Linked DNA regions of Homo sapiens: regions 1 and 2 are each linked to region 3. Evidence: chromatin loops called from intact Hi-C (ENCODE). Cell type or tissue: GM12878. All regions are shown on one strand.

Region 1 (8,000 bases), 47 kb before region 3:
AACCTGGCATCCTTCCCCTCTCTCTTGCTTCCTCTCTTGCCATGTAATTTGCACACATTTGTTCCCCCTTGCCTTCTGCCATGAGTGGAAGTTTCCCGAGGCCCTCACCAGAAGCAGAAGATGGTGCCATGCCTCTTGTACAATCTGCAGAATTTGGAACCAAATCAACTTCTTTTCCTTATAAATTATACAGCCTCAAGCATTTCCTTAAAGCAACACAAATGGAATAACATATTTATAATGAGATAAGAATCAGGATTTCTTGCTTTAGCCTTAGTTGGTATTTAGGTGTATCTGGCTGTTTTCAAAGGACTGGTGGGGTGTGCCTGGCAGGAGTGTCTTCAATAGAGCATCTTAAGGAAACATAGTTGATTAAGGGAACTTGGAAGGAATGGAGGATTCTGAACGCAAGGATTATCTCCAGGCCTGTATGAGTTTCTTATTTAAATCATCACAAATATTTTATTTGTTATTTTAGGGACTTAAAATAACAGAAATGTATTCTTACATTTCTGGAGGCCATAGGTCCAAAGTGAGTTTTATGGAGGTAAAATGAAGATGTAGACAGGGTTGGTTCATTGTGGAAGCTTCAGGGGATAATGAATGCTTTGGCTCTTCCAGGTTTTGGTGGCTGCCAGCATTCTTTGGCTTATGGTCACATCATTCCAATTTTTGCTTCTATTGTCACAACACTTTTTCCTGTTCTGTATTCAAACCTCTCTGCCTCCCACTCATAAGGACACTTCTGATTACATTTGGGGCCCATTCAAATAATTCATGGTAATCTACCTGTGTCAAAAATACTCATTTTAATTATATCTAATCACTAGTCACTTTTGTCATATAAGGTAACATTCAAAAAGTTTGGTGATTAGTGGCCAGGCGTGGTGGCCCACGCTTATAATCCCAGCACATTGGGAGGTCGAGGGGGGCAGATCACCTGAGGTTGGGAGTTTGTGACCAGCCTGACCAACACAGAGAAACCCCGTCTCTACTAAAAATACAAAAAAATTAGCCTGGCGCGGTGGCACATGTCTGTAATCCCAGCTACTCAGGAGGCTGAGGCAGAAGAATTGCTTGAACCCAGGAGGCAGAGGTTGTGGTGAGCCGAGTCCATGCCATCACACTCCAGCCTGGGCAACAAGAGCAAAATTCTGTCTAAAAAAAAAAAAAAAAAAAAAGTTTGGCAATTAGGGCCTGGATATCATTTTTTGGGTACCGCAAGGACCAAATGCAAAACTTTGCTAAATTTGGGGTCAAGGAAGTTGTGATAAGAATGTCAAGAGAAAAAAGCCATGTCTTTAAAGTCTAGATACCGGTAGACTGGGCTAAGCAACCAGGAGCAAAAACAGGGCAGCAGCAGTACGGGGAAACTTAATATCAGTCAATAAGTCATTATTCACAACGTAAGCACCTTTGTCTCAAATATCAGTGCTCTTGGCCTTGGACTCAGCACTTAGCTTGGAAGACAGTAGTATAATCATGTGCTTAGCTTCCACCATTGTTACTACTGTAGCACTCTGGAATAGAAAAGAAAGAAATTTTTTAAAATTTAGCCAAAAAGACTGAGAGCCTGCAGAGATTATAGCTATGCAAGCCATTTGAGGATTTGAAGACAGACTATATTGGTTCCTTTTCACTGCTATAAAGAACTACCTGAGACTGGATAATTTACAAAGAAAAGAGGTTTAATTGATTCACAGTTTCACATGAGGCTGGGGAGGCCTCAGGAAACTTAAAATCATGGGCAAAGGGAAGGAGAAGCAAGGCACATCTTACATAGTGGTAGGCGAGAGAGGGGGAAGGGAACTGCCCAGCATTTTAAAACCATCAGTTCTCATAAGAACTCACTCACTATCACAAGATCAGGATGGGGGAAACTGCTCCCATGATCCAACCACCTCCCACCAGCTCCCTCCCTTGACACATGGGGAGTACAATTCGCGATGAGATTTGGGTAGGGACACAGAGACAAACCATATCAGGGACAAATTTCCCACAGAATAAATGTGGTGAGGTGGTCAAGCCAGAGAAATCCTGTGTTGAGTTTCTAGCTGTTAGCCATTTGTATCTTCAGGCTGGTGGACCTGGAAAATATGGGTTCTACAAACATGCCAAAGCTCATGTGGCTACAGAGAAGCCTCAAGGTAGCTATCTGAAGGACTGCACTTACGCAGAGGCAGTCACTGCTTACAAGTATAGTCACTCCTTAGCTGGAGCTCCTTCAAGATCTTTGGCTCATTTTTTGTAGTGTCCCTATCAAACATAAATGTTCACCATTCCTTGAGTTTTTGGAAACAAGTTTACTGAATAAGGCATTTGATTAGATTATTATTTTCTTTTTTTCCTTCTTCTACTTTTTGGTAAATAAAGTTTTACTGATACACTGCCATGCACATTCATTTACATATCTTCTATGGCTGCTTTCAATTGCAACAGCAGGTTGAGTAGTTGGGGTGGTTATCATATGACCTACAAAGCCTAAGATATTAACTGTCTGGTTCTTTGCAGAAAAAGCTGGCTGATCCCTGCTTTAGGGCCATATGCTGTCTATGTTGCCCCTTCTCCCCCTTCTCCTTCTCCTCTTCTTCCTCTCCTTCCTCCCTCTTTTCCTCCCCTCCTCTTCCTTCTCCTCTTTCTTCTTCTTTTCCTTCTCCTTCTCCTCCTGCTTCTTCTTCTTCTTCCCAGCTTCTTTTTCCTCTTCTTCTCCCAATCCCTCCTTCTCCTCTTCTTTTTCATCTTCATCTCCATCTTTCTCTCCCTCTCCTTCTTCTTCACCTTTCTCTCTCCGTTCCTTCCTTGCTGACATCCTTTCTCTCTCTCTTTATCTTTCTCTTTTTTACAATCCTTTAAAAAGGTAAGAAGAAGTCTTAGTTCTAGGGCCATACAGAGGCTTCTGACTATAGTCTGCAGCCCCTGCTGTAATCTACAGCATTGATTCTAATTGTGTTATTTAAGACTGTTTTCATGCAATTAATATAAAACCCAGCCCAAAATTGCTTAAGCAAAGGGGAAAGGGGAGCTTATTGGCTCATGTCAATAAAGAATCTGGAAGAATCTTTAATTTCAGGTGGAGCTCACCCCAGAGGTTTACAACTTTATCCCCAGGGGCTTCACATCTCTATGCTTCTCTCAGCTCTGCCCTCTTCAGTGAGTGGGCTTTGTCCTCCCTTCATTGCTGCAGAAATGGCTAGCATAGTTCCAACCACCACATCCTTTTACATATCATCCAAAGAAAACTCTCCCAACAGCTCTCTTGGAAAGTGAAAAGCCTTCTTTCTTAATGGCTTCCAGCAAACATCTCCTATTTTATTGGCTCATATTGAGTGAACTGCCCATCTCTGAACCAATAACTGTAGCCCAGAAATGGACTTCTCCTACTATCTTAAGATAATTTCACCTAAATATTTTGGGCTATGGAAAAAGACTGGTTGGACTGGTTGTCCCAATGGAAATATAGACCCCTATTATACAAAGAGTGCTCCAGGGAGCAGTAACATCAGCATCACCAGAGAGAAATGCAGAGTCTCAGTTCCCACTCCATGCCTACTGAACCAGAGCATGTGTTTTCACAAGACCCCCAGATGACTCATCTGCACATTCATGTTTGAGAAACACCGGTTACTCTTACTAAGAAAGGGAAACGGATGCTGAGCAGAAGCAACAGGTAACTACTACAGAATTTTCCCTGTGATGGTGTTAAATTGATTTTGACAGCATTTTCCATAGAGAAGATTACAAAACGATTTGAGCAGTTATCATTTATCAGTTTGAATGTTTTCAGTGACAAATAGGAAACCTCCAACTCAACAGTCTTAAAGAATAAGGAAAAAAAATCTTACAAACAAAATGTTACACAGTAGAGTAGCTCTCAGGCTTGCTAATTCTTATTAAAACCTTTCCTTGAAGACTTCCAGTGGGCCTCTTCTCACATTTCATTGGCCAGGACTGGCATCCCTGCCCACTTCTAAGCCTGTTTCTACCAAAGGAAGTCTGCATCACTTGCTTGGGCAATTCAGAATGTACCTGTGACTTGTGAGAAGAAGGAGAGGACACCCAACCAAATCTGGTCCCCATCAGAGAGGAAGAAGGGCCATTGATACCCAGGGACCAGCCAAAGTGTCTTTGGTATATTCGTGAAATTTCCTAAGATTGCTACTATTTATGCTAATAATTATTCTAGGATGCTTAATTTCTTTTTCATTGCCTGTTATTTTATAGCCCTATCTTAAAATAAATAACTTCATTTGTTTGTGTATTTTTTAACATGAAGCAAGAAAAATTTTTAGTGAGAAAAGGAAAATAGGCAAACAGCAGGAAAGAGTTTTCATATTCTGACTTCTGATTGAGTGTGACAAAAGGCAACATAAATAAAAAAGACACTTGACAGAATCCTTTACAAAAGAGATCTTATTTGTTTTGTGTTTGGGCAGCACAGCCTCCTTTTCTCAGGTCTGCAGCTGGGGGTCAGACTGTCTGTATCTACCACGATCACTAAAAGTTTTGGCATTGTGCTACTTAAGCCCCGGGGTACGCATTTAAATTGTCATATTTGTTCTGCCTCACGATGACATTCTTCCGCAAGCAAAGAAAAATAGAGTATGTGTGGTTGTTGTGAACGAATAAAACGAGATACACTTGCCCGTCACACAAGGAAGTTGGGGGCTTCTTAACACTTAGACTTGTTTTCCTTCATTAAGGCTAAATACCAAATTCATTCTCAGTTTCCTGAGAACAAGGCCCAGTGCTGGGATGAATTAGAAGGCAGTTAATTATGCCCAATGCTGTGTCAATCCCCTATTGAAGATGTAAGTGCTTGCAAGGAAAGGGTGGACAATCCAGAGCCCCCCAGGGGCTGCAGCCTGTGAATGGATGGCCTCTCTTCAGGGCTCTGTTTAATAAGGGGGCTCTGCAGCAACCCTGGGCCCCCTGCCTTGTGACCCATCAGTCTGTTGTGGTAGGGGGCAGTGGGTGGTTTTGCGCTGGCTTTATTTGGTTGTTGAATGGATGGTTTCCTCATGATTTCCTTTGTTCCCATTTTATTAGCAATCTTCCTGTGCAGACGAGTTTTGGACAAGTGTGGATGCTGGAAGGATTTCTATTACGGATTTCACAGGCTTCAAAATGGTCATGCTGGCACTTCACCAGTCTCCAGTAGGTTTTACCCTTAAGGCCTGGTTGTTTTTGCACATTCTTCTTGGATTTTACAACAGTAAGAGCATTTACCATAAATGAGGTTCACATAGCTGCCAAGCCCTGTGTCAGACCCTTTAAGTGCAGCTCATTCAGTGCTTTCAACCACCCTTTGCCATGGGTAATATTATTTCCATTTACTGATGAACCACTGAAGTTCAGAGAGGCTGTGACTTGCTCATGGTCACATAGCAAGTAGATGATAGATCTACAGGTAAAACACAACTTTAATTTATACTGAAGACTGTGCTCTTTAAGGCCCAAGGGTGAGAGGACCCTTGGCTTCACCCTGTTATTTGGTTTTATTTATAACACATTTGCAGCCTTCTAAGAAAGAAAGGCATTGGAGGCAGAGCAGAGCCCAGGATCAGAGGCTAAATATTTGGAAACCACAGGCTCACAGACTGTCATTTGTGTGGTTGTACTAGTGAAAAACTAGGAAACATGAACTTCACTTTGGTGCTCCAGGCCCTCAAATTATCATTTGGGGTGGGTCCCTGCTTCTCCAGGATGGATACTTTTGTTTATTGCCGTATTCCCAGAACCTAAAAGTGCCTAGCAAATATGCAAAAAGCACTGTATTAGTAAGGGTTCTCCAGAATTAACAGGATCTCTCTCTATCTCTCTCTCTCTCTCTCTGTGTGTGTGTGTGTGTGTGATTGTCTGTCTACATGCACACACACACACACCACATATATATGAAGATATTTATTATAAGATATTGGCTCTTGAGACTATGGAGGCTGAGAAGTCTCATGATCTACAATCTACCTTCGGCAAGTTGGAGACTCATGAGAACCAGCAGTATAGTTCAGAGGCCTGAGGTTCAGAGAGCTGATGGGATAGATTCCAGTCTAGATCTGAAGGCCTGAGAAGCAGAAACAGCGAGGGCAGGAGACGATGTCCCAACTCAAGCAGCTAGGCAGGGTTAATTTAATCTCCCCCGACCCTCCACTCCTTTTGTTATTCTATTCAGGCCCTCAGCTGACTGGATGAAGCCCACTCACATTAGGGACGGCCATCTGTTGTACTCAGTCCACCATGTCAAATGCTCATCTCTTTCAAAAACACGCTCACACTGAAGGTGAGACACACCCAGAAACAGTATTTAACCAGTTATCTGGGCATCCCATGAGCCAGTCAAGTTGACACATAAAATTAAACATCCCAAGCACCAAATGCATCTGAATGGATGGAGAGGAGTGGTAGGGGGTACAGTAAAGGAGCAGGTTCCACTTATTTCTTTATTTTTTTAAAAAAATAACCAGAGCATATTATTTTTAATTTGAAGTTCAAATTTTAAATTATTGCTGTATGACATTGGACTAGTTACTAATCATCTCGGAGTTTTAAAGATAATAATATCTGTCGTGGTTTTATTGGGAGGATTGAATAAAATGAGACAAGGAATATAGAGTTTAGCACAATTTCTGAATGAGGCAGGATTTTGATAAATGATGCCTGTTGTCATCATCATCACAGTATTTTTGCTAATATTGGGAATAGTAATGTCAGGTCTCTTTCTAACAGAATGAGGGGCTTGGCTGCTAGATACTTGTGTTTTATAACTCTCAGAAAAGGAGTTTATTGTCACTTGCTCACATTGCTCGGCAGGAAATGGGCCTGGAATCCTGGCCATGGTGGGCAGGGTATCTGTGGATTTCTATTTTCCACACCAATTGCATATTTCACATGTCTGTTTCCTGGTGGTTGACTGCCCTCCCATTCCTGACCTACCGGAATCATCATCATTTCAAGAAACAAACATAGGAATATTCCCCTTCCAGGTAAGATACAGCCTAACCAGCATTTTCCCCAAATGAGTATTTTAAAACTAGAGATTTGTATGGCTCATTTAGAACCATTTTACCAGAAAAGGCAGCCGCAGGGAAAATGACTTAAAAGGACATGTGAAAGATGGACTCAGCTTGTCTTCGTGGTAACAGAAATATTGCTATTATTAATATCATGCACTTAAAGAGTGCTGCTTTCCCAAGGAGCTCAAAGCATTGCACATATATTATCTTATTTCTCCTTGCCATATGCAAGGGAGGTAAAAGACAGAAATAGGCAATCTTCAGAAAAAAAAAAACAAAAAAAAAAACACTGTTTACTGAAGTAGCTTTGGGTTGGACTGGAACCAGATCAAATCATCCCTGTCTGGTAGGGAGAGAGAATCATAGTCCTGGGAGCTCCTGACCTCCTGTTGCACTTTGCTGAACGCTGGGGGAGGTACCCCAGCGGGAGGTGAGAATGTCCCGAGAGAGAAACCTGCACCCACACCTTGGGGAGAGACAGTATGCTGTGAATCTCCCGGCTTTTCAGCTGCCTTCAGAATTCACAGCTGGTTTGGGGGTCCCACTTCCACTTGGAATTGCACACCCTTCTGAATGAGAGATTGAGGTGAGTGCCTGCCCCGTGGCATTTTGTTGATCTGACATCTTGGCTTCTGATCTTGGGTGTTCACGCAATTCTCCAGGTAGAGTCAGGAGTGTTCCGCATTACACAGAACCTTGCCCTCTAAAGGATATTGAACACATTTAGCATTAGGTAGTAGAAGAGGCACTGGACTGGGCTCTCCTGTTGCACCAGCAAGGAAAGATTCAATGCAGTGTCACACACCTAAGAAGCAGTCTGTGAGTGCAGGCATTTATTTCACAGTCTACACCCTTGGCCAGAATCTACTGCACACATGTCACACTCATGTTCACTTTGACTGGAATTTGACTCAACAGAGAGCTAGTAGTGAAGGGCTTCAAGCCCACATTAGATAAATGCTATACTATGTCTGAATTGGAGCCTGATGG
Region 2 (8,000 bases), 150 kb before region 3:
TGTGTGATCCACATGTGCTACATGAGCTGGCTGATGCGGGGCTGGGGGTTGGAGATTCCCAAGTAACCAAGACCAAGTGTTATGGGTTAAATTGCCCCCTCCCCCACCCAAATCTATATGTTAAAATATTAACCCCTAATACCTCAGAGTGTACCCTTATTTGGAAATAGTGTGTGATTAGCTGTTAGGATGAAATCATACTGAATTAGGGTAGGCCCCTTACCTGATAGGACTGATGTTCTCATAAAAGGGGAAAGTTTGACACAGACACACACACCAGAGTTTAAGGTAACATGTGGAAGTATATGGGATATGAATCTTCAAAGGGAGAGGAGCTGGGAGATGCTGCTGAGGTTCTAGGAGAAGAGTGCACAGGATATATGGCCCAGAATCACTCCAAGACATGGATGATAAAGAAACTGTGGTGAGAAGGAAAGTCGGGGCAGGGAGTGGAGGAATGTCTGGGCAGGCAGGAGGCAAGCAAGTGGGAGCCTGCCTTATTCAATAAGGTGAAAGTGCTGTGCATACGGAGTGCCTGTGTCTATTCAGACAAACACATGGATGCTATTATGTTGTCCTGCTGTGAATGACAGTCATTCTCACTGTCTCCTTCAGCCCATGAAATAGCTCCCTTGATCATATTAAATTGTACCTGGCTCCCCCTGAGCTTCAGGAAATGGGAGTTGCCATGTGATACTAGCATTAGGTTTGCAGATCCATCCCAATATTTTTCTCTTACCTCAATTTCCTGGCTCAGGAGCGAATCTTGGTTTACTGACTTATAATTCAAGGATGAATGAATGAAAAAGAATCCCTTTTCATGCGGAGTGGGTTTGAGGTGTAGACAAAGGCTGTCTGTCATTTTTTGGTGATCTTGTGTTTGTTCACTTCTGCTAGAAACATACGCCCTAAGTAATAATAACAACAGGATAATACCTTACATTTACAGAGGGCTTTGTACTTTACCAAGTGCTTTCACATGCATTATCTCATATAATCCTTGTATACCATTGATGTGAATTCTGGCGTGAATTTATACAATCCCATCACTACCATTGGTAAGAAGTTAATTATCGACTCATAATAATTGTAGAGTCCTTCCTGTGTGATCTTCACAGACACTCTTCGGAAGCCCAATGGAAGTTGCATTCTTACACAACAGGAAAATAAAACTTTCCGGGAATGGAGACATGTTTCTTTAGCCTATAATTTGAACACAACACTGACTGGGTTGGGCTTTGTGGGAAGATGCAATGAGAGATTAGACAGAGTCTCTGCTCTCAAGGAACTTAAGATTTGGCTAGAGAGACAAAACGTGGAAACAAAAAAGATGACTTGGTTAGAGGAACTTACAGGGCAAATGTTTGTGGGAGGTACAAGTTGGAAGGGAGGTGGATGCGGTGGAGTGTTCGCTGAACACTTCATTAAGAAGGTGGGGCTGAAAGGCCCTCATTTTATGGGAGGGGAAGTGGGAAGCTGCCCGCAGGGGGCACACTGCTCACCTTTCCACAGTGGAATTTGTTAAGCTTTGGTTTGCTTGTTGGAAAAAGTCAATGGCTTGCTGCCAGCAGGCACAGGTGTGCCTGAGCATTCACAAATGGCATTTCTTTGTGGAGCTTTGGAAGATCATCTTTTTGCAGAGCCTAGATATGTCCTAGAGAAGGTGGAATATTAGTTGTAGGCAGTGACTTGTTGCACTGGAAACAGCAACAATTTTCAGACAGATAAGTAGAACTTGCTTAGGGGTCAGCAATATTAAAAAAAGAAATAGGGTACTCCAGCCTAATTAGCAACTTTTGATTTAGAGTGAGTCTCTATTTGTGAATTGGATGTGGCCCAAATTGTGGTCCATGGACTGGCAGCATCAGCATTAGCTGGGAGCTTACAGAATTGAAGAATCTCTGACCTCACTGAATTTAAATCTACATTTTAATGATATCACCAGTAGGCACATTAAAGATAATCAGTTACTGGGAACTCAGAGCATGTCTTTGAGTTCCTACAGGGTCAAAAAATGTTATTTAACCCATGATGGTTCTAGTCATTGCATGGTAAACATAAACATTAATTTATAAAATTATTCCTATGCACAAATATATTCTTAGGTACAACTTACAGCCCTAAGAATAGCCACTCTCCCTCTCACCACCCTCAACATGGCCACAGGGCATGGCAACCCAGTCTTTTGCCCTTTGGGTTAGTTTATGGGGAAGGTCTCATGAATCCTGCTGAGCTGGGAATGAACATCAGGTACGGTGAGGAAAAAGCATGGGCTTTGTAGACAGATGTGGCTCCAGATTGAACTCACTTCTCAGACAATATATCCTTCTTTATAAAACAAAGCTATAAAAATAGAGATGTTACCTACCCTATAGGTTTTTGAAGTTTTAAAAATATATATTATTAATTACATCTAGAAAAGTGACTGACATATTGAGACTATTCTCCAAAAGCAAAAGCAATATTAATTTCTACCCCTATTCCCCACAAGTAGCTTGCTGTCTAGCTTAAGTCAACCATTCACCTCTTTGAGACTCAGCTTTCACTTCTGTCTAATGAGAATCAGGGACTGGATGATCCCTAAGATCCTTCCTGGGGTGTACAAGGAGAGCACACATGGGGATGGCTGCTGCCTCACTCTGCTCATCTTTGTCTCACCCTTGTGCTTCTTGGGCCACCCTTCACAGCCTCTGCCACCTGTCTCTGAAACGGAGGCTGGCAGCCTAGAGGAATTCTAGTATTTTCCTTGAAGGACCTATTTCTGCCAGGCAAGTTGATAGCCTGGGTGAATTGCATAGTGGTTAGAAGTACTAACACAACCAGGATGCCTGATCTGAGAAGATGGCTCCACTGGGCATCCTTGGCTGCCAATGTGGAAACCCAGATGAGCTCCACCCCTCTCCTGAGACATTTGAATCCTACTGAGAGACTCTGTAGGGATCCCAGGGCTTATGCTGCACAAATGGTGCCCAGCAACAAGTTTCTCTTCATACCGCAACTGAAACGAAACCTCTTAGTCATGGGGGCCCAGTTTTACGGAGGAAGTCGTGGTAACTTGCAAATTATCGAATTATGAGGTTTTTGAAAAACTGTTAACCCCAGTTCCCCTTGGCAAAGATGGTTAGGCAATTTTGTTTTTGGCTGGGGCTTCTGTAAACAAGACAGGATGGATGCTCGCTTTGTGGTTGGGAACTGCTAGAGGGCGCACTGCCAAGGTGGTTTCTCTGAGTCTTGTTTTTCCTGCTGACATAAAGGTTTCACCTGAGCCCCTGTATTTTTCTGGTCCTTTCTGAGACACAAAAGTAAAACAAAAACAAAGCCCAAAGAAATCAAAAACCAACTGTTAGTTTCTAGGAGGTTTGGGTTTGGAGGGAAAACAAGACTTGCCCGGTTCTTTGCTTGAACATGTTTGCTTCTCTGAGACTGGTCTCTTTCAGCTCTGCTCTGCTCTGTTGTTGCTCTTTTCTGTCATAGATGCCTTGCCATTTGGCCAGTTCTATCCTTCTACAATTTCTTCTTTTCTTCTCTTGAACCATGTTCTCGTTCTTATCACCATTTCATTGAGGGAGCCATTACTGTCTTCCTACCTACAGTGACAAAGTAGAACACGTCTCTAGTAGGATGGTAGGATGTTTCTCCAGTGCCAGAAAGGCCACTATTGATTGACCTTTCCACCTACACCTAAAAGAAGATTTGATTTCAACTTCCTTTTGCTGCTCTGAATTTTGAAGGAACAATGAATCAATATGTCAATAAATATTTATCAAGCACTTACTCTCCTCTGCCTTACTGTAGGAGTGGAAGAGCAGTGCTTCTTAAGTGTGAACACAGGGTAACTAAGAGCAGGAAAGCCTGGACCTGCGCTCCAGGAAGAGCTTGGCATGGGCTTGGGGAGGAGGGGGTTGTGGAAGGGTGGGGGTTGTTGGTGAAGCCTGAAAGTCCCACTCCAAGATTCAAGAAACTTCAAGAAATTTCATTCAAGTTTTATCTTAGAAAATAACATAAGGCTTCCATTTTGCTCTTGAAAATATGTTTTCATGTGTAAATAATGTGTAGATTATTTACCATGGAATAAAACCAATGCTCCTGGAAGATATTTGCTAGATGCTTCTCATCTTCCCAACAGGCAGTGGAGACTCCAGCAGTGTGCTGGCTCCAGTGTGGGAGTATGACCCCAGGAAACAGAGTGTGGTGATCACGTGGATGTTCAGAGGCAGATCCAATGTAGAATATTCTGCCCCACTATTCTCTCGCATGGACCTGTGCTTGCAGACCCATATGAGCCAAATTTTAATTCAGAAAATAAGATTCTTGTTGGTTTAAAATAATTATATTTGTTCTGCCTTTACAGAGTTACTAATGTGGAGAAAGAAGATTATCATGTGTGGAACGAAGGACAATATGAACATTAAATAATGCCCTGACTCATTCCAAAAAGAATCTGAGATGACCAATAAAGCCATTTTTAATTGTTTATTAGTGAACAATAGATTATGAGTGCTAAAGGGATTCAGGAAGAAGAAAGATCAGTGCAGAGTAGAGAAGTCTGATGGATGCATTGAAGAAGCTATGCTTGAGCTGAAATGACAAGAGAGCTGTTTTTCGCTTTCAGAATTATTATGTGGCAATGGTAATTGACAACAGAGAAGCTGAAGGTATGAGGACAAGGGTGTCTTATCTTTCCCCAGAAGTCTTGCTTGGCCCATGGGAGAATACAGGCCTGCACCTTGGACTTGGAGTCAGTAGATTCCTTCCTGTGATTTTTTACAAGCTCAAACATCCCCTGACTGAGTCATTCACCAGAGAAAGAGGCTTTTCAAATGATTTGTGCATTAGCTATAGTCTGCCTTATTCAACCCCATTTTAGTGTCACAAAAGCTTCTTCTTCCTACATTGTTAGAGCCTTTTTGACTTTTCTGAAACGACATCTGCTCACCTCTTGGGTAACACCCTGCAGGGCTCAGTCGAGCTCAGTCACCCTTCACTTTTTTTTTTTTTTTTTTGAGCCAGTTTTGTAAGGTGCTGAGGGAGGTTTGTATTAGTCCTTGTTGCCCCTAGAAGAAATAACAGCTATAATTTTGGCCCCGAAGAAAAGGAACAGGTATGACTATTCTCTCTCTTTCTCTCAAACCACAATCTACTCTAGGGAGGAAGTCACTTTATGGGAGCAGAGTCACTCTCAAGTAATAGCTGGCCATACAGATTGCTCTGGACCAAGGGTGAATGTGAAGAAGAAAAGACCGGCCAGCAACACAATGGAATATCTAGAGTCATATTGAGGGAAATACTTAGATTGCTGATTTCTTAGTGGATTTCACAAGCAGAGCTGCTTGTGAGCAGAATGGTGAAGTAGGGGCATGTGTTTCTGGGGTCTTATTCCATGGCTTCCTTCCACCTACAAGAGTCATCCTCACGGAGTACTTGCATTTCAGTAGAAGAAAAAAATCTTATAGATGGAAGGGAAGGATGGGGTTCCTGCTTTAGGAAGATTGGCATGGTCATAAGTCTGAGCAAGGAAGGGCCCAGGGCAGCTCAGAGCTCTGAGCAGGAAGCTCTAATTAGTTACTGAATATGGTGCAAGCACAAAGAGAGCGTAGTGTTTTCCCTTTCCATCTGTGGAAGTCTTGGCCATGCTTACTTGGGCGTTCCTTCCAGGAAACATTTATTTTTCCTCTTTAATGCCCTCCTCATATCTATGCTCTCAGTAGAGGATGCCACTGCTTCTGGCACCTGGATAATAGAATGAAGCTGATTGGGATGGAAACAGAAAAGTCATCTCTCAGAACAATGAGCAGAGACTGAAACTCCCTTGTACCCAGTCCCTGTGCACTGCTGTTCATAGCCAAATGGGCAAGGCCTTGCCAAATGTCATGTTGAGGTGAGGCCCTAAGTGATAGAAAAATAAAAAATGACTATGGCCACTTGCATGTTCAGAGAATTCAGTTTAGAAAATGCTATGCTGGGAGGATCTCTCTTAATATCTTGTTTGCATCAGAATGTTCAAGTTGCAATATATGTTTTTGTTTTGTGTATTTATTTATTTTCCTCTACTCTATTCTGTTAAGTCTTTTAGGGCAAAGGTAGGGTAGTCTATACTCCCTGCGTTATCCATAATGCCTAGCACTGTGTCTTGTACATAAAAGGTCATAATAAATACCTGTTGGCTAGATAGATGAATGGATAGAGTGCCTCATTTAGAAGCATTATACTTCTATGGAAAAAAATTTTTAAATGTATTTTTTTCTATGAGATAACACAGTTCCTGAATAGGTCATGGGCAGGTGCTATTCAAGTTTGCGAAGGAAAGGTTTTCCTAGAGTTAGGGTAATTTTTTCCTCAAATAAGAAAAACCTACAGTAAATAATTACTCTCCATATTATCTTTAGGTTTCTTGCCAGTATTAACATCTTTTTTATTGTAAGTGATGATATTGTCTGTGAGAACATTACAGTAGGTTAGTATCCTGGGTTAAGCTAAGTGTTGTTGAAAATAATCCTGGACATCCAAACAGGAAGAGAGGAAGTCAAACTATTCCTGTTTGCAAATAACATGATTCTATATCTAGAAAACCCTGTAATGTCAGCCCCAAGGCTCTGTGAGATCAGAGATAAATAACCTCAGCAAAGTCAACATACAAACATCAGTAGCATTCCTTATACAAACAACATCCAAGCTGATGGCCAAATCAGGATGCAATCCCATTCACAATTGCCCCCCCAAAAATATAAAATACTTAGGAATACAGCTAACCAGGGATGTGAAAGATCTCTATAATAAGAATTACAAAACACTGCTCAAAAAATCATAGATGACACCAAAAATTGGAAAAATAATCCATGCTCATGGATTGGATGAATCAATATCATTAAAATGGCCATACTGCCCAAAGCAATTTACAGATTTCACAGATTCAGTGCTATTCCTATCAAAATATCAATGACATTTTTCGTGGAATTAGAAAAAACTATTTTAAAATTGACATGGAACCCAAAAGGGACCCCGAATAGTCGAGGCAATCCTAAACAAAAAGAACAAAGCTGGAGGTATTATATTACCCAATGTCAACATATACTACAGGGCTATAGTAACCAAAAGAGCATGGTACTGGTACAAAAACAGACACATAGACCAATAGAACGTAATAAAGAGCCCAGAAATAATGTCACACCACTTACAACCATCTGATCTTCAATAAAGCTGACAAAAACAAACAATAGGGAAAAGATTCCTCATTCAATAAATGGTGCTGGGATAACTGGCTAGTCATATGCAGAAGATTGAAACTGGACACCCCACCTTACACTACATACAAAAATCAGTGTAAGATGAATTAAAGGCTTAAATGTAAAACCTAAAACTATAAAAACCCTGAAAGATAACCTAGGAAATACCATTCTGGACATAGAACTTGGCAAAGATTTCATGATGAAGACAACAAAAGCAATTGCAACAAAAACAAAAATTGACAAATGGGATCTAATTAAACTGAAGAGCTTCTGAACAAAAAAAGAAACTATCAACAGAGTAAACAGACAACCTACAGAATGGGAGAAGATATCTGCAAACTATGCATCCAACAAAGGTCTAATATCCAGATGCTGTAAGGAACTTAAATTTATAAGCATAAACAAACAACCCCATTAAAAAGTGGGCAAAGGACATGAAGAGATACTTTTCAAAAGAAGACATATATGTGGCCAACAAGCATATAAAAAATGCTCAACATCACTAATCATTAGAGAAATGCAAATTAAAACCACAGTGAAATACCATCCCACACCAGTCAGAATGGCTATTATTAAAAGTTGAAAAATAATAGGTGCTAGCAATGTTGTGGAGAAAAGGGAACACTTATACACCACTGATGGGAATGTAAATTAGTTCAGCCACTGTAGAAAGCAGTTGGGTGATTCCTCAAAGAACTTAAAAAAACAGAGTTACCATCCAACCTAGCAACCCCATTATTGGGTATAATCCAAAGGAATATAAATTGTTCTATC
Region 3 (8,000 bases):
AGAAGAAGAAGAAAAGAAAGAAAAATAAAAATAAAAGCACAGCTTTGTTCAGGCCACTCCTTATCTTGCCTCATGAACTTCCATCTCAAGTCCCACCCGCAGACCTTATTTCATTCTGACACTGCTCATGGCTTTCACTAACTTCCCCCTAACTCCAGCTGTTGATCTGTCATTAGTAAATCTCAACAACATTCCAACCTGTTAGAAAAAAAAACAATAAGGCAGAGGCTCAGGTACCCCTAAAGTCTGGAGTCATAAGAAAATTAAAAATCTGTGAGTTCAGAGGACAGGGGTAAAGTGTATATGGAAAGAGGAGGGAAATTCTCCACAGATGGGACTGTTTTATCTGATGCATCCTGGAGTTCTGAGAGGTGTTGCTAAGGCCTCCCAGAGGTTGCTCTTGGCTCCTCCTAATGCCAGGGTAGGCAGCTCAGCTCTCCTATGTGTATCCAGCCTAGTGGATTTCTCTCTGGTCACTCCTCCGCAGCTTCACTGGGCTTCCTGGGCACAATGCTTGCAGCCTCTATTCAGAAGTAATCATGGTACTAAATCACTCTCTGCCCATTATCATCCAGAGCCTGTCCATAGACAGCTTTATCTCCCACCAGGAAGTCTGTTCTGATCAGCCTTTCACCGACTTCCTTTCATGCTTGCAAAGGGCAAGAAAAGTGGCTTCAGGGACTACCAGCTCACAGGGCACAGTCAGTGGTAATGGTCTTATCACTCGGCTACCTTCTCCTCCTTCCCAAAGGGAGCAGCAGTTAGTGTATCTGAGCCAGAGAGTCTGGCTGAACCATCCTATTACTGTTTTGTATAAAGCACTTACAGAATTCCTCGAGGGGAGAGGAGTCTCCAAGGGGAACTTGTCTCATTAAACTGCTGCCTGCTTTCCAAGCAGCCAGAGAGGCTCTGAGCAGGGAGATGCGACATTTGGGGGCTTGGTCATGCTAATGCAGTAACCTCTGGGCACAGGGACAGCATAATGGGGGAATCACTTCAGAGGAGAAAATGGGAAATGCGCTCTTCTCCTTTGCCCCATTTAATGGGGTTAAAGAAGAAACAATGACATTTTTATAGTTGTAAAAATGTGTCCAGTATAGATGCTTCTAGGTTCCTGTACCTAAAAACTCTTTATGATTTGTTCTATTCTTTCTTTTTTTTCTGGAAAATTCTCCACTATCTCTGCTCTATATTATTCTTTACTTAGCCCTAGATAGATTTTTAAAAAATGGCTTCTGAAGATGTGGTCTTTTAAAAGCTTGGTGAAGAAAGACCAAAAATTTCTTTAAAAGGCCTCTGGCCACAATGTCTTTCATCTTTGATTTATAGGAACCATTCAAAGGAACTCTCTGGAAAATAGCTTTTGGTGTTTGCTAAGAAAGCACCACAGAAAACAAGCCAACTCCCAGGTTGACAGGATGCTCTCTGCAGAGGACTTGGGGATTGCATTTTCAAAGGCTTCCAGAGCAGGCTGATGAATCTGGAGATGATGTATTCTGGATGCCAAATCATTAGGGAGTTCACTCTACTGGCAGCGTTCAGTTTCAGAAACAGGAGATGTAAACCTTCAGCACAGTGGATGGTATGTCAGGGTATGACTTCTGAATACCATCCTGCCCCACAGTGGGGCTGGCAAGTTTCTACTTCTCCCCTATCCAAGCTGCTTAGCCCAGAGAGGAAGAGCTCAGTTTGCCTCCTTCTTAGATGGGGATTTTAAACAAGTGTTTACACATTTACACTAGGTGGCCTGAGTCAGGGGCGGAGTGAGCTGGTAATGGTAGTGTGTCACGCACCTGTGGCACACCACCTTCCAATATTAGAGAACATCTGGATATCTACAGTTACCTCAGAGAGGGCAAGCTGCACTTGGCAAAACTGCTCTACTGACCGTCCTTTCCCAGGATCGATTCTTCCTTTGGTGACAGTGCATAGAGCCCTGGTCATTAGAGCTGTAAGCAAATACTCTGATCCTCCTTCTTTAGGACTTTTGGTAGAACTATTTTTTCCCCACCTTCTTTGAAATAAGGTGTGGCCATCTGACTATCTGACTTGCTTTGCTCAGTAAAATGTGGGAAGAAATGATTATGTCACTTCTGTGTTGAAGCTTTAAGAGTTATTACATAATTCACACTTCTTTTACCTGCCAAGGTAACTGGTGATGGTTTCAGTGATTGCTGCTGCCAAAGGGAGAATGACTTGGATTAGATGCCCTGCCAACCTTTGATGGACATGTAGGGAGAGTGAGAAATAAGCTCCTACTGTTATAAGCCACTAAAATAATTGGCTTGTTTGTTACTGCAGCACAGCTTGTTCTGTTTTTCCTGATTCCCACAATCCCCTCTGGGAAGACAGGGACTTTTAGTTGCCAGTGGAAGTGCATTTCATGGAGATAATCTATGTTTGTAGGGACATCTCTCCAGATGAGGGTTTGAAAAGGTCTCATCTCCAGTCCAGCGAACTGTGGATTATCTAGGCCACAGGAAAGAACCAAGTTTTATACAAATTAGCTTTATATTGATTGTGCCAGGGAGGGATAGGGAATTAACCACTTTTTTCAATTGCTTTATTAAAATATATGATTAAATGAACCGGTCTTTCTTCCTAGGTTTGTATGCAATCTGTAACCTCTACAATATAGTATATATGCTATTCCCCCTCTTTATCTGAATACATTTTATCCCTTGAATAGGATTGGGGTAGAAAATCATGAGCTAGTCATACTTAAACAGTAAGAAATCTGGAAGCATTCTTGTCTAGAGCATAACTATTTTCTTAATGAACACTTAACATCTATCATCTGCAGAAAAGACTTTGAAATAGATCTACTTTAGGACCAATAAGAATAAACAATGTGTTATAGACAGTGGCTTATCACAATTTTGTTCTTGTGTGCTGTGGGAAGTATTGTGTGTGAACAGTCTGTATAGTAAGGTTTGGTATACATGAGCTATGATTATGATAACTTTACAAACAGAGAAAACTCTTGGCTATGTATGGAATTGTTAGCCTGAGTTCCCCAGAATAGAGCTTAAGGAAGAGTTTGAATGCTAATGCTTCCTTGGGAGATACAAGTCCAGGGCATAAAGAGTTAGTCAAGGGAAGTTGACACAGTAAGTCAAAGGTGGTAGTTTCTGAGCCAGCCATAGCTACACACACACACACACACACACACACAGCCACTTTTTTGGAGGGCTCTGGAGGTAGCATGAGGAACCACTGCACCTCAGAACTACCTGTCAGCAGGAGGATAGGAGCAGAGTTTTCCTGTTGGCTTCTTTCTGCCTCCTATCTCTTACTGGCCAGGAGTCTCACTGAGGTAATTCCACCCTCCTCCCCTCTTTTGGCAGCCTGTGTTACTCAGCCTGTCTGGGAGAAGGCTAATCCCCAGCTCCATGGCTGGTTTCATTCACTTCCCCAAAATAAAGAGGTCCCAGGCTTTCATGGATCGAGTAAGTTCTGTATAGGATGCCTGAGCTGCTGCCAGTGGTGATAGGAAATGGGAAGACAACAGCCAGGGATCTCCACTGAGCAAAATCCGAGACCTAGGGACAAGTAGGGCCGAGTGATCTGGGAAATTATTAATACATAATCTGAATCCAACAAAGGTACTTGGTTTTGAACTGTGAGAGGTATATGTCTATGTGGAGGAGATAATTGCAGTCTTTGAAATTTTATTATATATGGGCAATTAAGTGCTTGTAATTATAGATGGATGTCAATCTGTTTTGGAGAGCTATAGAGCTTTTCAGAAAAAAAGAGCTTGAATAAATCTTAAGTTTAAGACCAAGAGATTACAGGCTGTGTCAAAACTGCTACACCTTGAATATCTAAGTTGTTGGAAGTCATGAGGCCCTGTTAGCCTGCTGAAAACTTTGAGAGGGTTTGAGATTTGAATTAATTCTACAAGAGAGTGATCAGTAAGTTCTTCATGGCAACCTTTTCAAAGCCAAAGGGCTAGAGATGACACTCCTCACATTGCAACAAGTAGGGTTGTCAGTATTCATGCATACACAAACATGCAAACAAAACCAAGCTATTAGGTTACTGATCACTGAAATAGCTGCAGTAGTAGACTATGCCTACTTAGTCCCAGAAATCATCCAAATATCCAAACTGTGGGTATCATATACACCAATGAGTCTGACTTACTGGAATGCTTTCCAAGATGCGAGATGATATGGGAATAAAGGGAGGTGTGGTCCAGTATGTTTGGAAATCCTACATGCAATGCCTAATCTTGGAACACCTCAGCAACATCCAAGGCTCCAAGATGTCTCACTGTAAAGAAGCCTGCTTACTGCAGCATTTCCCAAACTTAGGTCACGGGAAACCATTCCTTTTTCTATAACAATTATCCCCCTTCCTTGAAAACTTCCTGTGCACAATTCTTAAGAAACACTGAGGCAAACTCTAGACTGTGTTGAAAGGCAGTGTGATGTGGTAGGAATTCAGGCAGCTGAGAGCCTAAACAGGGTGCTCTGGGCCTGCTTTGACGTTAACTCTTGGTCACTTAAAAATCAAGTCATACAACCACACTCTGCCTCAGTTTCCTTCCAAATACAAATAGATAGTATGTTATGACGCTGCCAGAAGGACCAGATGAAGGAGTAAATGTGAAAGCATTTCGAAAATTTAAAAGAGAAGGAAGAGCAAGTGAAGTCTCCACTCTTCAAATGAACAATGTGGTCTATGATTGATTCAGTGAGCACTTTCGTTTTTACAAATGAGTCCTGCACTGATCTGAGTAGGTTTTGTCTTTTTCAACAGACGCTGACATAGTTTTATGAATGCAAACAGCCAAGGAGAGCAGATGTTGAGTGGTTGCCAGAGTGAAATGAGGAAGCCCTGCTGCCAGCTTCCCACCAAAAAGCAGGTGCTTAGACCATTTTATTTAAAACCAGCTCTTTGAATGCACTATGTGCTGAATAAATATCACTAAAATATGTGTGTGGCTTTTCTGCTTTGGAGATAGGAAATGGATAATTGAGTTTAGGGTCCACTCTGTCCACATGTATCCTTCCTGCATATGCGCATCTCTTTTTGCATGTTCCTTCTGGGTAAAAATGGAGAGAAGAATATGAATCTTACAGTCCTAGAACACCCAACAGAACATAAAGAGACTTTAGGGTTCATCTTTGCCCTCTCTCCACTTGACAGAAAAGTCAACTGTGACCCAAAAGCTACATCAACTGACCCCTGGTCAAAATGACCCTTGAGAGTAGAGCTGGACTCAGTTCCCTTCAATGCCAAGGCACACTCTTTCTACTAGTCTATGCTGCCTCAGGTTCCTCCTCCCCAGTGATCTACATATGTTACTACTAGAAACCCACTAGCCCTTAAAATATAAATTAACCACAGACAAATATTAATAGGATTACACAAAACCTCCAAAGGGCAGCTGTGGAGCAAAGCAATCTGCTTGCCAGTTAAAATAGCTTTTCTACAAAGGGGTTCTATGGAATCACAGACTGAACAGAGACGAGCTAAATTAGGTTGGGTTCCTTACAGGCAGAGCCTGACACAGCAGAGGGCAGTGGGAGAAGCATAGCAAGGATCTGGTCTTAGGTGAGGCCTAGTCTTAATCTGGTCCATGGGAGGAAAGTTCTGGAGCCCACACCACACAGAACAGCTATGCCCTTATAGGAGGTTGGCCTTTATAGCCCATGTCCCTTAGGCATTGGCTGTGGGCCTTGAGGGAATGATGCTGGCAAGATGGCTCCTGTCTTCCGAAGGCAGTTATCTGGAGAAGGGGGAAGCTGTGAGCCATTAGCACATACCCCTCATAGCAGGTAAAGTCAAGTCACCAGCTAGTTAAAGGGATTTGGGTCTGGCATCTACAGACCCCAAGCACCAAAATGTCTACCCCAGGCACAGAGTATGGGTGCAAAAGAAGAAAAAGGTTTAGCAGTAGAGACAGCAAATGTCAGGCCTCTTATTCTCTTAAAAATGGGTGTTTGCTCAGACCCATCAGGGCTGGACAGAATAGGCAACGACGTGAAACCATCAGAGGAACGTGTTTGCACTTACCACTTCCTGTGGTCATGGTCAGAGAGCTGTGTCCTTCTCAGCTTCACATTTCTTTTAGGGTTTCTCTTGCATTTCAACTGTAATGATAAGAAAAGACATCCAGGAGAAAGGCAGGTGTGATGACATCTGATGTCTTGGCAGTCATCCTTGACCCCATGCTGTTCAGAGAAGTCATCCAGAACTCTCCCATTCTGCAGAGGGGGAGGCTGACCTTGCATAACACTCATGGAGTGAAAATAGGAGTGGTGCTCTTACCTAGATAAATTGGAGAGTTATTTCCCCCATCCCCCTTCTCAGTTCTCTTTGGTATGTGAACTTGCGTTCCAGGCCATGTGAGTCAGTAGAGATGGGAATGTTGATTGATTTGTACAAACATGTGTAAACAGTACTCTTAAAAACAAACTCACTCTTCTTATACTGTGAAGAAAATATGAATTCTTCACATTGGAGAGACTGGGACATGAAGCCCAACCTCTCGCATTGAGTTTTATCATTTGGAAAGCGCTAAGAATATCCTTGTCCAATTTCCTCATATTAAAATGGAGGACCCTGAGGCCCAGAGAAATGGGAATGATTTGACTAAATGCACAGAGTTAATTAATGGCAGAAACTATAAGTATTGATTTTAAAAAAATAAAAACAAACCAAAAACACCTATGAGGCTTCTATTAGGCGCCTAGATGGAGTGCAATTTCTGAAGCAAAGTCATAAAAGACAGTGTGGTTTCTAGCTTGTGTGCTTGGATCACTGGCACTGGGGACAGTGTTAAAGCTCATACTGGGAGCCAAGTATACCAAGGTGAGCAGGAGCAACAGTGCGTGGTGACCTCCCCCTCCTGGAAGCATGTGGTCCATTGAAGTCTTCAGAGGGTATGGTGTGGGGGCGGGGGGTATTAGGAGGAGACACTGGAAGGCAGATGTCATGAGATAGGCCTGGGAGAATTTGGGGAAGTCTTTATAGACGAGGATGTTTATGTTGGAAGTCAGAAGATGGATCAAATTTTGAAATTCAGGGAAGGGAGGAAGAAAGATGAGGAAGGCACTGCTGGAATGAAGGTAGAGAGATAGGAAAGAGAGGCATTTGTCAGGGCAAGGCACAAATGGATGTGAGTAGCTGTCCAGGAGAGCTGGGACAGACTCTGGAGGAGAAATGGTGTGTGAGCCCTGGGTCTGGAAACCAAGCTGTGAATGAGGACATAGGAGAAAAAGGGATGAAGATTAAGCTCCCAAAGCAAATTATACCAGTGGCCAGTGACTGGAAAAGCAATGATTATAGCCTTTTAACTGCAAAATCTCTCTCTGGTCCTATCTAGTACCCTTTTCAGTCCTGATGCTTAAAATTCGCTGTTTAGGATGTATTCCTTTGGGTATTGAAGATGACTTTGCCTTAAATATGCCCTATTAAAATGTAATGCCTCTGAGTGAGTTAAGTATGTATAACCCATTAGGTAATGCCTCCAGGAAATTTGTTGACAGCTAAATGACAGCTAGCTAAAAACAAGATCTGTGAGAAAAGAAAACAGAAAAGGCACCTGGGAGGGCAGGGAGTTGGGTGCTGAGAAGGGGAAGGTGCTGAGAGGTGAGGCTTCCACAGACTGCTTGTGGCTGGCCCTGCCTGTGGATGATATGTGCAGGCCAGATATGAGGTCAAAAGGAACTTTATCTGGAAGCTGATGGGTGGTGTTCAAGCCCCCAGTTTCGAAGGGAAACACAACATGTGTTTAGACAGGAAATTGTCCCTTCAGCCAGCAGCCTCCAGCAGCTAGGATCACACATTTGAATTTGGTTTGAAAGGGAGAAAGAGGGAGTGCTGGCTCAAGTGAGACTCTAGCTTCTCTTCTGCTTATGGGGAAATACAATGGATGTGACTCCAAACTGGGATACTCAGTCTCTCCTAGGGACCTGCTTCTGCGTGTGGCACGCCTACAGACTGGTGCAGGTTTAACATGAAACTTGTTTTAGTCATCTCCAGGA

What was found. A loop is a pair of places that touch in the nucleus more often than their neighbours do. Peaks named below come from ENCODE experiments on the same cell type or tissue, not always from the same donor. Only the 100,000 strongest peaks of a DNase experiment are listed, where the experiment ranks them.
Region 1: it touches region 3 in a loop (2.3-fold over the local background); 2 of 110 quality-filtered maps call a loop at or near these places.
Region 2: it touches region 3 in a loop (2.8-fold over the local background); 2 of 110 quality-filtered maps call a loop at or near these places.

The regions. Positions count from the first base shown.
Region 1 is chr15:47,858,195-47,866,194 of GRCh38, reverse strand. No RefSeq gene overlaps it. Among named protein-coding and RNA genes, the nearest start is that of LINC01491, 16 kb to the right of the region's middle. In GM12878, no CTCF peak of the experiment used is centred here; a DNase peak (open chromatin) is centred at 3,624.
Region 2 is chr15:47,956,977-47,964,976 of GRCh38, reverse strand. All of the region lies in intron 1 of LOC124900354 (a long non-coding RNA gene), which reads right to left. LOC102724553 (a long non-coding RNA gene) reads left to right here. Exons shown (of 3, transcript XR_001751520.2): 3 at 4,352-5,921. Among named protein-coding and RNA genes, the nearest start is that of LINC01491, 110 kb to the right of the region's middle. RefSeq lists an enhancer at 2,966-3,025. In GM12878, no CTCF peak of the experiment used is centred here; DNase peaks (open chromatin) are centred at 3,116 and 4,644; H3K4me3 peaks cover 1,320 bases; H3K27ac peaks cover 1,148 bases.
Region 3 is chr15:47,810,944-47,818,943 of GRCh38, reverse strand. All of the region lies in intron 3 of LINC01491 (long intergenic non-protein coding RNA 1491), which reads left to right. Among named protein-coding and RNA genes, the nearest start is that of LINC01491, 31 kb to the left of the region's middle. RefSeq lists enhancers at 4,405-4,474, 4,495-4,574, 6,123-6,620. In GM12878, no CTCF peak of the experiment used is centred here; DNase peaks (open chromatin) are centred at 4,763 and 6,053.